Linked DNA regions of Homo sapiens: region 1 is linked to region 2. Evidence: chromatin loops called from intact Hi-C (ENCODE). Cell type or tissue: endothelial cell of umbilical vein. All regions are shown on one strand. Each heading gives the region's core, and the rest is flanking DNA. Links, peaks and the distances in the headings are about the cores only.

The links. A loop is a pair of places that touch in the nucleus more often than their neighbours do. Peaks named below come from ENCODE experiments on the same cell type or tissue, not always from the same donor. Only the 100,000 strongest peaks of a DNase experiment are listed, where the experiment ranks them.
Region 1: a loop joins it to region 2, with 2.3 times the contacts of the local background. A loop is called at or near these places in 3 of 110 quality-filtered maps.

Annotation. Positions count from the first base shown.
Region 1 is chr1:6,256,878-6,262,234 of GRCh38, reverse strand. GPR153 (G protein-coupled receptor 153) reads left to right here and starts at 1,137. Exons shown (of 6, transcript NM_207370.4): 1 at 1,137-1,410. RefSeq lists silencers at 898-1,217, 1,398-1,567, 1,588-1,747, 1,918-2,107. In endothelial cell of umbilical vein, for the core only: no CTCF peak of the experiment used is centred there; a DNase peak (open chromatin) is centred at 2,114; H3K4me3 peaks cover 1,473 bases.
Region 2 is chr1:6,420,616-6,425,972 of GRCh38, reverse strand. It overlaps ESPN (espin), which reads right to left and starts at 1,197. Exons shown (of 13, transcript NM_031475.3): 1 at 724-1,197. The coding sequence starts at 1,017. RefSeq lists silencers at 1,018-1,067, 1,098-1,257 and enhancers at 1,254-1,867, 1,868-2,482. In endothelial cell of umbilical vein, for the core only: a CTCF peak has its summit at 2,382 (motif pointing left); DNase peaks (open chromatin) are centred at 2,522 and 2,982; H3K27ac peaks cover 1,528 bases.

The DNA of each region.
Region 1 (5,357 bases), core at 173-5,172, 160 kb after region 2:
GTGTGGGGACGGTTTAGGCAGGTGCAGGCTGTGGAGCAGCCCTGCCCGGACTGGGCAAGCTCCAAGCATCCGTTTTGGCTGCAATTGGTTTGGGTCTCCTCCTGGTCGGGTGCCTAGTTTCCTCCAGACACAGGGGTGCCTAGTCATGGATGTGTCCCAGAGGCACGGAAGGACACTATGCCAGGCAGCCCCAGAGGCCTTGTGCCCATTGTGTGTGTGGTCAGGTGCTTTCTAGAAAAGACAGGCACGATCCTCAGGAGGCGTCCTCTCCAGGGCCCCCATCAAGAAGCAGGAGGCTTTCCGCCTGCATGGGGCCAGCTGAGGCTGTCAGTCTGTGGGTGACAGCCTGTGCTCTATGAGGAGTGGTGATAGCATGAGGGCTTGGGAGGGAGGGGCGGAGGGGCGGGAAGAATGGGAGGAGGGGAGGAGGGGAGTAGGAGAAGGCTTCAGGCGCTGGGCTGCAGACCCTGGCCTCTCCCGGCTGGGCGGTGGTGCTCAGAGTTTCAGAGAGAACAATTTCTGAGCCTGTGGGGGTGGCGGGGACCACTCGGCAGCCCGGTGGCCCGTGCACTTTATTCCCTCAGTGGACCCCCCAGGCCCGGGGAGCAGCGTGAATCCGTAACTGGCCCAACCTTGCCCCTCGCTGCCCCTGCTTCAGACTGGATTCCCGGTTCCTAGAAGCCGCTGGCCATGCGTCCCTTGTCCTCTCCACGCCCCGCCCCGATTGTTCATCTTAGATGCGGCTTCCTCCAGGAAGGTCTCCCTGAGCCCCAGCCCTGGCCCCAGGTTCTCAGTGTCCATTCCTGCCCCAGCTCCCTCTGGCCCCCGGGCCCCCAGAGCTCCGGGCCTGGGTCTTGCCCCGGCGTCCGAAGGCGGCGTCCGGAGTGTGCACCGAGCCGAGCTGGGAGCCAGGGGCGCGGCGCTGTCAGGAGGCGCCACCAGCCCAGGGAGGCTCGGGCCGGCCGCGGGCGGACGCGGGGACACGGGTGGGCTGCGTACGGACGGACTGACGGAAGGACGGACGGGCTGACAGACCGACAGACGGCCGCGCCTCTGAGCGGGCGGGGGCGGGGCGGGCCGAGGGGCGGTGCGGAGGCCCCGGCGGAGACATGCGCCCTGCTCCGCCCCCCGCCCCCGGCCGCCCGGCGCAGCAGCGGAGCGGCGGGAGCTGAGCGAAGCGCGGCGGCGGCGGCGGCGCCTAGGGGAGGGAGGGGCGGCGGGGCCGAGCCCACCTAGCGGAGCGCGCCGGCCGCCGGTGGCCGCCGCCAGCATGCCCCGGCCCGCGGGCCGCTCCGCCGCCAGCCACCCCCGCGGCCCTCGGCGGCCTGCGCTCGGCCCGGGGGCGCGGGAACCGCAGCCGGAGCCGGAGGCGGGAGCAGCGAGCCGGAGCCCCGGGCGCTCGAATGCAGGGTGAGCGTCGCCGCCCTGGCCCGAGGGCGGACGGACGGGAGGACCCCGGCGGGAGGACTCGGCGGGAAGGGAGGGGGCTTTCCGCGCCCTATCGGTCGCGGGGTCCGTCCGAGGGCCCACGAGCGGCGCTTAGCGCTGGCACCCCCCCAACTTGGGGACCTTCGGGGTAACTTCCCTGGGGCCAGCCCCTCCCTCCGTCCCCCTGCATCGGGGCCTAGCAGCGCCGCCCCCTGGGCTTCTCAGGGGACGGGGGCGGGGCGCGGTCTGGGGATCCTGAGCCCGCCCCTGCTCGGCGCAACCCAGAGGGGTCCGGGGGCCGCAGTCCCGCCAGGTTTCCCAGCCTGTCGCTCGGACGCGCCCTCGGGGTGGGGCAGGACTCGGGGCACCCACTGGGGACCAGCAGGCGAGAGCACGCGAGTCGGAGCGGGGATTGCGGGGGGGGGGGGGGATCGGAGCCCCAGGGGGTTGGGACTGTAGGGGCGGGGGCTGGGGGGGGCGTGCCGGAGATGTCCAGGCCTCGCGCTGCGCGTCCCTCCCTGGGCGACGGCCAGGCCGGGCCCCGTGGAACACATCGGCTGCAGCGCGGGCGGAGACCGGCGTGGGGGCGGAAGCCGGGGCGCAGCCAGAGCCCGGGGAATCCTTTCAAGTTCTGGGTTCTCTTTGTTGCGCAATGGGGCCTCGGGGCCGCGCGGCCTCATTGGCCCGGAGCTGTGACGTCACGCCCCGGCCCCGCCCGCATGTCTTGCGGAGGGAGGCCTCATGGCCCGGGTGGGTCCCAGGCTAGTTGCACCTGCAGTTGGCCCTGCAGTGGGCGGGGAAGTGGGAAGCCGGGTCCTGAGATGCTGCGGAATGCTTTAAGTGCCCTGCAGGAGAAACTTCCCAGCAGAAGACAGGGCTTTAAGTGCCCTGCAGGAGACACTTCCCAGCAGGAGACTGGGTCCCGTCGGCACTGTGGGGAGCCCAGCCTGGGGTCTGGCCCTAGTGGCCGCTCCATTCTATGAAGAATGAACAGAAAGGGTGCAATCCGTGGATCTGTGGTCACTGACCCAGAGCCAGAGGGACACTTTGTTCCCACACAACCAGTCCTCTGTCACTCTGCACTTGGAACCCGGTGTCCACGCCCTGTCCCCCAGGACGTTCCTCTCCCATGCCAAGACTACAGTGCCCAGGAGTGCCTGGCCCCAAACCCAGCCCTGACACTATTCTCTCCGTGTTGCCCTGAGCTTCTGCCTGAAGTGTTCCCATCTGCAGTGTGGGGACGGTGAGACCTGCCCTGCAGACCTGAGGCTCAGAAAGACCTCAGCTCTAGGGACAAAAAAAAAAAAAATGCCCTTTTCCCCAACATTTTAGGGTTTGAGAGGCCAGGACTTTGGTGTCAGGCAAGTGGAGTTTGGATCCTGGCTCAGGCAAGTGCTGGCCGGGCAAACAGCTTTACCTCTCCCTGCTTCTGCTGGACAAACTTTACAATGGGGATGAATTGTGGGGGCACTCACTGGAGGAGCATGCCCGTGTGCAAGAGGATGCACGTGCCCCTGCCCACAGACCTAGAGCCTTTTTCTTTTTAAGACAGGGTCTCACTCTGTTGCTCAGGCTAGAGTGCAGTGGCACAATCATGGCTCACTGTATCCTTGACCTCCCCAGGCTCAGGTGATCCTCACACCTCAGCCTTCCAAGTAGCTGGGACTATAGGCTCACACCACTACGCCTGGCCAATTTTTTTATTTGTTGTACAGATGGGTTTTCCCCATGTTGCCCAAGCTGGTCTCGAACTCCCGGGCTCAAGCCATCCACTCACCTTGGCCTCCCCGAGTGCTAGGATTACAGGCATGAGCCACTGCACCCTGCCTTCAGACCTAAAGCCTTTCCCAGCAGTAATGCAGCATTAGGCTAGACGAGAGGAAGAACTGGCACCGCGAAGGGCTGGGCTGGTTGCAGCCTGTGGCTCTTTCCTTACCACCCTGCACCAGTAATCAACACATGGACAGGGTGGGCGGGGCCAAGGTCACGGGGCTAGACAGAGCTTGTTCACGGGGCTAGACAGAGCTTGTTGGGCATCTGAGGGAAGGCCTCCCAGTCTCACAGCCGAGGCTGCCTTGGGCAGGTAGAAATAGATGCTGACCTGCTAGGTGCATGCTGAGTCCACTTTCCTATTTGAGAGCGTAAAGACCACTGGTGTCTGCAGCCCTCTTGCTCACAGCGCTTACTCACACTCTGTCTGCTCTGAACCCCCAAAAGGCTGCCAGGCACCCCAAAGGCTGGAGGTGGCCCAGTGCTCCCCTCACTCCTGAGGCTACTCTGCCCCAGGTCCTGGTCCCAGTGAATATGTATCTGCCCACAGGTCTGAGGCTCCCCGGCACCTCCAAGCTCAGTGTCTTGGCCCATAAGAGACAGCACAAGGCTGGGCGCGGTGGCTCATGCCTGTAATCCCAGCACTTCGGGAGGCCGAAGCGGGTGGATCACCTGAGGTCAGGAGTTCGAGACCAGCCTGGCCAACATGATGAAACCTCGTCTCTACTAAAAATACAAAAAAATAGCTGGGCGTGGTGGCGGGCACCTGTAATCCCAGCTACTTGGGAGGCTGAGGCAGGAGAATTGTTTGAACCCAGGAGGCGGAGGTTGCAGTGAGCCGAGATCCACCCTGGGTAATAAGAGTAAAACTCCATCTCAAAAAAAAAGAAAGAACTCTGGACAAGACAAGCAGGAGGCTTGCCAGCTGCTGGCTGGGGCATCGCTGCCTTCCCTGCCCGAGAGCCAGGGGCCTTGGCTAAGGCGGCAGTGGCCCCCCACCTTGAGCTGGAGATACTTCCTCTCTGGGGGACATGGGGCGTATCTGGTACTATAGATGCCCATAAGGACCGGGGCATGAGAAAGAGAGCAAATGAGGCTAAATGGCCCCTGGGTAAGAAGGGCCAGTTAAGTGTGAGCAGAGCACAAGTAGGCCTTCACTTGGTACTGGGCTTCTCCCACACTGCCTGCCTGGGCTGCAGCCAGAGGGCTGCCAGGCTGGGAAGGGTGAGGGAAGGACTCGCTGCCCAGCCCTCTGGCAGGATGGGTGCTTCCCCGCTCCCCGCCACATGCCTGCTGCCCAGCATCCTATGTCCCTGACTCACATGGAAAGGCCATCGGCACTTCCTCTGACTTCAGAGTCAAGCTCTGGTCTGGTCTACTGGCCGTCTCCAGGCCCTTGCTGCCCAAGCCAACCAGAGCATGAGACTGGCCACTACCCCAGAGCACCCAGTGTGTGCCAGACCTGGGCCCAGGGCTATAGAGATGTGGCTCCTGTCCACCTCAGCCTCCCCGCGGAAGAAGCATGGCAGTCTCTTAGAGGAGAAGGTGCAGGGACCTTGCCCCAGCCACACCGCTGCTGTGTGGGGGCTTTAACCTCAGCGCGGGGTCCTGGCTCTGGAAGACCAGCTGGGGGCTGACATAGCAGACTGCCTGCCCCCTCTCAGGGTGGTCAGGAAGGTGGTGACCATCTCCGTTCCCCAACAGGTCACTTGGGGAACAGGAGAGGGAAATGGAGGTTCAGGGGGTGTGGTCTTCCGGGACATGTCCTTACGTGGCCTGATGAAGTAAAATAAATTAAGGCAAGTACGTCAGAGATGTCCACTGTGGGGGGCTCTGGCATGGGCTGTGTGAGGATTCTGGAACATTTGATGGCAAGAGGACTTGTTCTGGGATGGTGCCAGGTCATGCACGGGGCAAGAGTGCCCATCTGGGCCCACCTTGGATGGTTCCCTGAGGATGCAGGTAACCTGGAAGGGAGCCCAGATATTGAGCTTTGACCAGGAGTGGACGGAAGTGAGGGAATACGCACTTATTGGGCACCCCGTATACAGCCCCTGGGTGTCAGGGACATGGGCAGGAGGGTCCTCCCGGGGCGTGGAGAGGAGAGTGCAGCCTGATGTAAGCCAGGGCCAGATAGGTCATGGTGCGCCAGGGCCTTC
Region 2 (5,357 bases), core at 54-5,053:
GCTGGCCCTCCGACAGGACAAGAGCGTGCATGCCTCAGGGCTCTGCACTTCTTGTTCCCTGTGCCTGGAACTGTCCCACCGCTGCCTGGCTACCTGCTTCTCAGCAGCCAGGACTCCCCTTGGAGGTCACTGCTCAGAGTGACCAGGTGGGGTCTGGAGGCAGCAAGAATCAGCCTGGGTTGGAGAAGCAGCTGACAGCTTGACAGCACTGATGTCCTGGGGTCAGCCTGGGTTATGGGGAGACCCCCATTTACCACGGCTCATCACCCTTCCCCCACACCCTGGCTGGGACACCTGAATCTCAGCCTCGGGTGGGCTGTGGGACTTTGCCCAGCCTCCTTTCAGATCCGGTCCTGGAGGACACGGGCGTCTGACTCTGCTGCCCAGGCCTCACGTCCCACCCACTTCCAGGACTACAGGATCAGTGCTTTGCTTCTCCCGGTACACACTAGTAACCACAAGCCCCACGGAGGCCCCTCCCTTCTGGCTCCCATCACCCAGGTGCGCTTCCAGGGAGCACCCAGGCTCGCCAGGGCATCTGCCCCAGTACTGGCAAGCCAGGGAGCCCATTCACTTGAGGGCCTCTGGAAGGAGCTCCGTGCAGGGTTCAGCTGGGCCAGGAGGTGCCAAACCCCACCCATCCTTGAGCCCCGGGGGACTCTGGGCCAGGACTCTGTCCTGAGGAGGAAGCCTCAGTGCCCCTGGCGAACCGCGCGGACCCACCTGCACTCTGCAGCCGCCCTGCGACAGCAGCCACTGCAGGCAGGCGAGGTGGCCGGTGGCGGAGGCGTCGTGGGCCGGTGTGGCGCCGTTGCGGGCGCGGGCCGCGGCGGGGAGGGCGGCTTCCTCCACCAGGAAGCGCAGACAGTGCAGCTTCCCAGCGCGGGCCGCGTGGTGCACGGGCAGCGCGTCCAGCGGGTCGCGCAGCGAGGGCCCCAGGAGGCCTGCGGCGTGCAGCGACCTCAGCACGTCCAGCTCGCCCTGCCGCGCCGCCTGCAGCGCCTGCTCCAGGGCCATGGTGCCGCGTGCGGCGCCGCGACTCCGCACTCAGCGCCTTCCCCAGGACGCCATGCACGTGTTCTTGCGGGCCAGAGGAGCCCGCGGTGCGGCCGTCGGGGATCTGCGGGCCGGGAGGCGGAGCGGCTGTGGGCCTGGCCTCCGCTCCGCGCTGCCTGGCGCTCCGCTCCGCCGCGCTCTGGGGCCGGAGCCCGCGGACGCCGGCTTAAGACTCGGGCCCGCCCCCACCCCGCCCCGCCCCGCCCCGCAGCCTCCGCCCGAGTTCCCCGCCCGCCCCCGCCGCGACGCGGGGACACTCGTGCGACTGGGGCAAGGTGCCCAGGGGCTTCTCTCCTAATTTGCCTCACGTAACAGTTGAGACCCCAGAGGGCAGCAAAACTGGGTTCGAATTGGAGAGCCGTCCAGGCACAGACAAATTCATTCATCTGCCCAGTGCCCGCTAACTGCGGTTCCAGGCGCCGGCGACGCAATTCCAGAGGTGATGGGGAGTGATTGTCGGGACCGCGTGGGCGGACAGGGAAAGGTCTCTGAGGAGGTGCCGTGGGGCTGGGTTTGAGCGGCGAGAAGGGTATTCCAGGCGGGGTGAGGAGCACGAGGACAACGGCCCTGAGGCAGGAGCAGCCCTGCCACGTCCCTGAAGGGCTCTGGGTCGAAATCCCCGGAGATTGCAAAGAGCCCTGCCTTCCAGGGTCCCTCCAGATCCGAGAACTGCCCCCAGAGGTTCCAGCGGGGAGGGCAGGAAGGCAGGACGGGAACCACTAGTGCGCTGGGAACGCCATGGCCTCAGGCCGCCCGCAGCCGCTGTCGGTGTGGAGGGGCTTCCAGCCACACAGAAGGCAGGGATGGGTGGGAGGTTAGGGCTTGTGGGGAGACGCGGGAGCGCCGGCATCCAGAGAGAGGGGGCTGAGACCCCTGCAGGGGCTCAGGAAAGTGCCAGAGGGCGCGGGCAGGAGAGCGAATGTGTGCCAAGCCACCCTGCAGGCTCCACTGAACACCAGCCGTGGGAGCGGCTAGTGCCCAAAGGACGCGAGGAAAAGCTGACAGAAGGTGGGAGCTACATGGCTGTGGGAGTGCAGGCGGCCTATCAGCGATCTTGAAGCACCCTGTGCCCTTCCTGTCCCAACACCCACCCCCTCTGGAGTCCCGTGGGGGCTTGGCCCCACCCCGGGCTGAAGGTTTCACTCCGCCCCAGCCCCAGCCTGGCACAGTCAGCACTGGAAATGCTGTAGAATGAAGGAAGCCCCTTCCAGGAACAGTGGGAGTCATAGTGCTAAACTCATAGTGCTAAACTCGGCAGCTGCCTCCGGTCCTTTCCCTGGGCCTGCCACCTAGTGGCGACCTGCGTGATGGCCTCCCGCGCTCCCAGGTGCCCAGGTAACTGGAGCTGCTGGGCTGTGCCTAGCCAGGTGGGTTTCCAACGACTTCCACCAGGCCAGATCGCCCTCACTCTCTCCATGGGACCTGTGGCCGCTGGAATCTGGGACGCTTGCCCAGTGGTTTGCAGACAAAAGGAAGGAGGAGTCATTTCCTCGCAGCCTCGCTGCTGGAGCTGGTGGCCAAAGCAACAGGCTCACTGCGGCTGGCGCTGCCCTCCTCTGGGTGCCCAGAGGCAGGTGTGCCGTGAGGCCAGCAAGTGGCAGGGGTACTGTTGGGAGGAGGTGCTAAAATGGCTTGTCTTGGGCACCCCTCCCCTGGGCCTCCTCCATTCCAAAAGGCCCTGCAATTTGTGTTCTCCACTCCTAAGGTGGCCACCTTGGTCATGGACGAGCTCATCTAGCACATGGTTTTGTGATTTTGTGGGCCAGGGCTAGGTGATGCTTTATTGCTATTCCAGTGGGCTGAGCAGATGCCCCTGAGCCCCTGCCACTGTTGTTAATGACATCTCCATTAGTGCCACATGTGAGCACCCACCCCTGCTGACCAACCTCTCAGACTCCTTTCGGGACATGACTCAAACTCAGGCTGTGAGCCAGGCCCTTCCTGCCAGGCTTCTGTCCTCTCCGGGCTCTCCCATGTCCACCGGGCCAATTGGGTCCTCCCCAGCAGCCCTAGGGAGCTCACGGCAGCAGTAGCACTTTTATGAAATCTGTACCACCCACCAAGTGCTCACCATGCTTCACATGGATATTTAATCCAGAGGTGCTATGAGAGAGGTACAACTATTGTTCCCAGTTCACAGTCGGGGATAATGAGGCATGGAGAGATAGGGAGGGTTTTTTTTCTTTTTTTCTTTTTTTTTTTTTTGAGACAAGTCTTGCTCTGTCGCCCAGGCTGGAGTGCAGTGGCACAATCTCAGCTCACTGCAAGCTCCGCCTCCCAGGCTCACGCCATTTTTCTGCCTCAGCCTCCCGAGTAGCTGGGACTACAGGTGCCTGCCACCACGCCCAGCTAATTTTTTGTATTTTTAGTAGAGACGGGGTTTCATTGTGTTAGCCAGGATGGTCTCGATCTCCTGACCTCGTGATCTGCCCACCTTGGCCTCCCGAAGTGCTAGGATTACAGGCGTGAGCCACTGTGCCCGGCCTGTTTGTTTGTTTTTTGAGATGGAGTTTCACTCTTGTCACCCAGGCTGGATTGCAATGGCATAATCTAGGCTCACTGCAACTTCTGCCTCCCAGGTTCAAGTGATTCTCTTGCCTCAGCCTCCCAAGTAGCTGAGATTACAGGTGTCTGCCCGCCACCATGCCTAGCTAATTTTTTTATTTTTTGTATTTTTAGTAGAGATGGGGTTTCATCATGTTGGCCAGGCTGGTCTCGAATTCCTGACCTCAAGTAATCTGCCCACCTTGGTCTCTCAAAGTGCTGAGATTACAGGCATGAGCCACCACGCCCAGCCTTGTTTTGTTTTTTTAAAGCATTTTGCCTGAGATGACACAGATGGGAAGTGGCAAAGCTTTCACTCCCTGGCTGAGCCTTCTGGGCTCTTCTTTCCTCTCCACCCAAGGTTCCTTCTGCCCACAGCACCCCTAGAGTCTCCCACCCTCCAGCTATCAGCTTAGGGATTCTCTCCCCAGGAGGGCTTCTCTCACCCCTCTGCTGGGCTCACCCCAGCCCACCCCAGGTTTCTCCTCAACCCAAGGGCCAGGGCACTTCCCAAGAATAGGGACCAGGGGTGGAGTGTATCCTTACTGTATCCTAGGTGGTCCCAGTTCCCCTAAAGCCTGCACCCGACATTTGCCCACCTAGCTGTCTTTAACGTTCCTCTGATTCCAGACCACTCCTTCCAAGTAACCAGCAAAACCTGAAAATCCTTGAGTTGAAGAGAACTGTGGGTTACTTGGTTAAAGTCCTTTACCCAATGGGAGAGTAGAGGAAGAAATATTTTTAACTGGGGGTAACTGGCAATGGAAATGGTGTTTGCTCCCCTGCCATTCAGTCTTCAAATGGTGGTCCGCAAACCTGGAGGGGGATGTTCTAAGGGGAGCCTCCTCCTTCAGCCTTTTTCTCCCAGGAGCTAGGGTCAGTCCCTCCCCAAGATGCAGATGCTGCAGGCGGACTTGTGGGTGCAGACCTGAGTCAGCCAAGCTAAGTCGCTTGGCCTGGGGATGAGAGGGAAAAGATCCACAGAGTTTTTTGAGCTCTTAAAGAACAATTAATTGTCTTAGGGGAGGCCTATGGAGTCAAACTGGCCTCAACCACGGAGAACAAGGTCTCAGGTTCCTCCAAGCCCTGCTGGGCCAAATCTGTTGAAGGATTTATTCTTACTTGTTAGGTCTTTTATGAGGGTTAATGCAGGTTAGCGAGCCTTAAAGCGTTAAGCCCTGAGCTTGGCACACAGTAAGTGTCCATGAAAGGTGGCCTACATTCCTTCCCATGCCACAGATAGGTATGGGTGGCCTGGGCTCCCCTGGCCCAGGCTTCTCCGGGCCCCTCAGTGTGTTCGCTGGCCTTCTTCCACCCTGCGGCGAGAACCCTGAAGGAGGGAGACGTGGGGCTAGCGGCAGGGGTGGAGCTCGGAAGTGGGGTTCGGGGGACAGGGGGTTCATCCAACACCCTGGACAGAGCCCTCCTTGGCCCCGCCCCATAGGGGAACTCCTCCTGGCTGGCTCTGTGGATCCCTCCAGTCATCTCTCTGCCCGGCAGTTCGCAGTGTGGTTCGCGGGCGTGGCCGTTGCCCCGCCAGCCGGTCGGGGGAGGGGAGCCCGGAGCAGATGGGCGGGGGACGCCAGCCAGTTTGCCGCAGCAACGGCCACGCGGCGCGAAGGCGGTCCTGGGCGGGCCACTGGGGCCCGCACCCAAAACTGTCCTGCCCGCGCGTCACATGAGCCCTGACTGTCTTGCGGGCGAGAACCCGGACCCCTAGCCGGTGGGAATGAAAACGAGCTCCGAGGGCTCCAGGG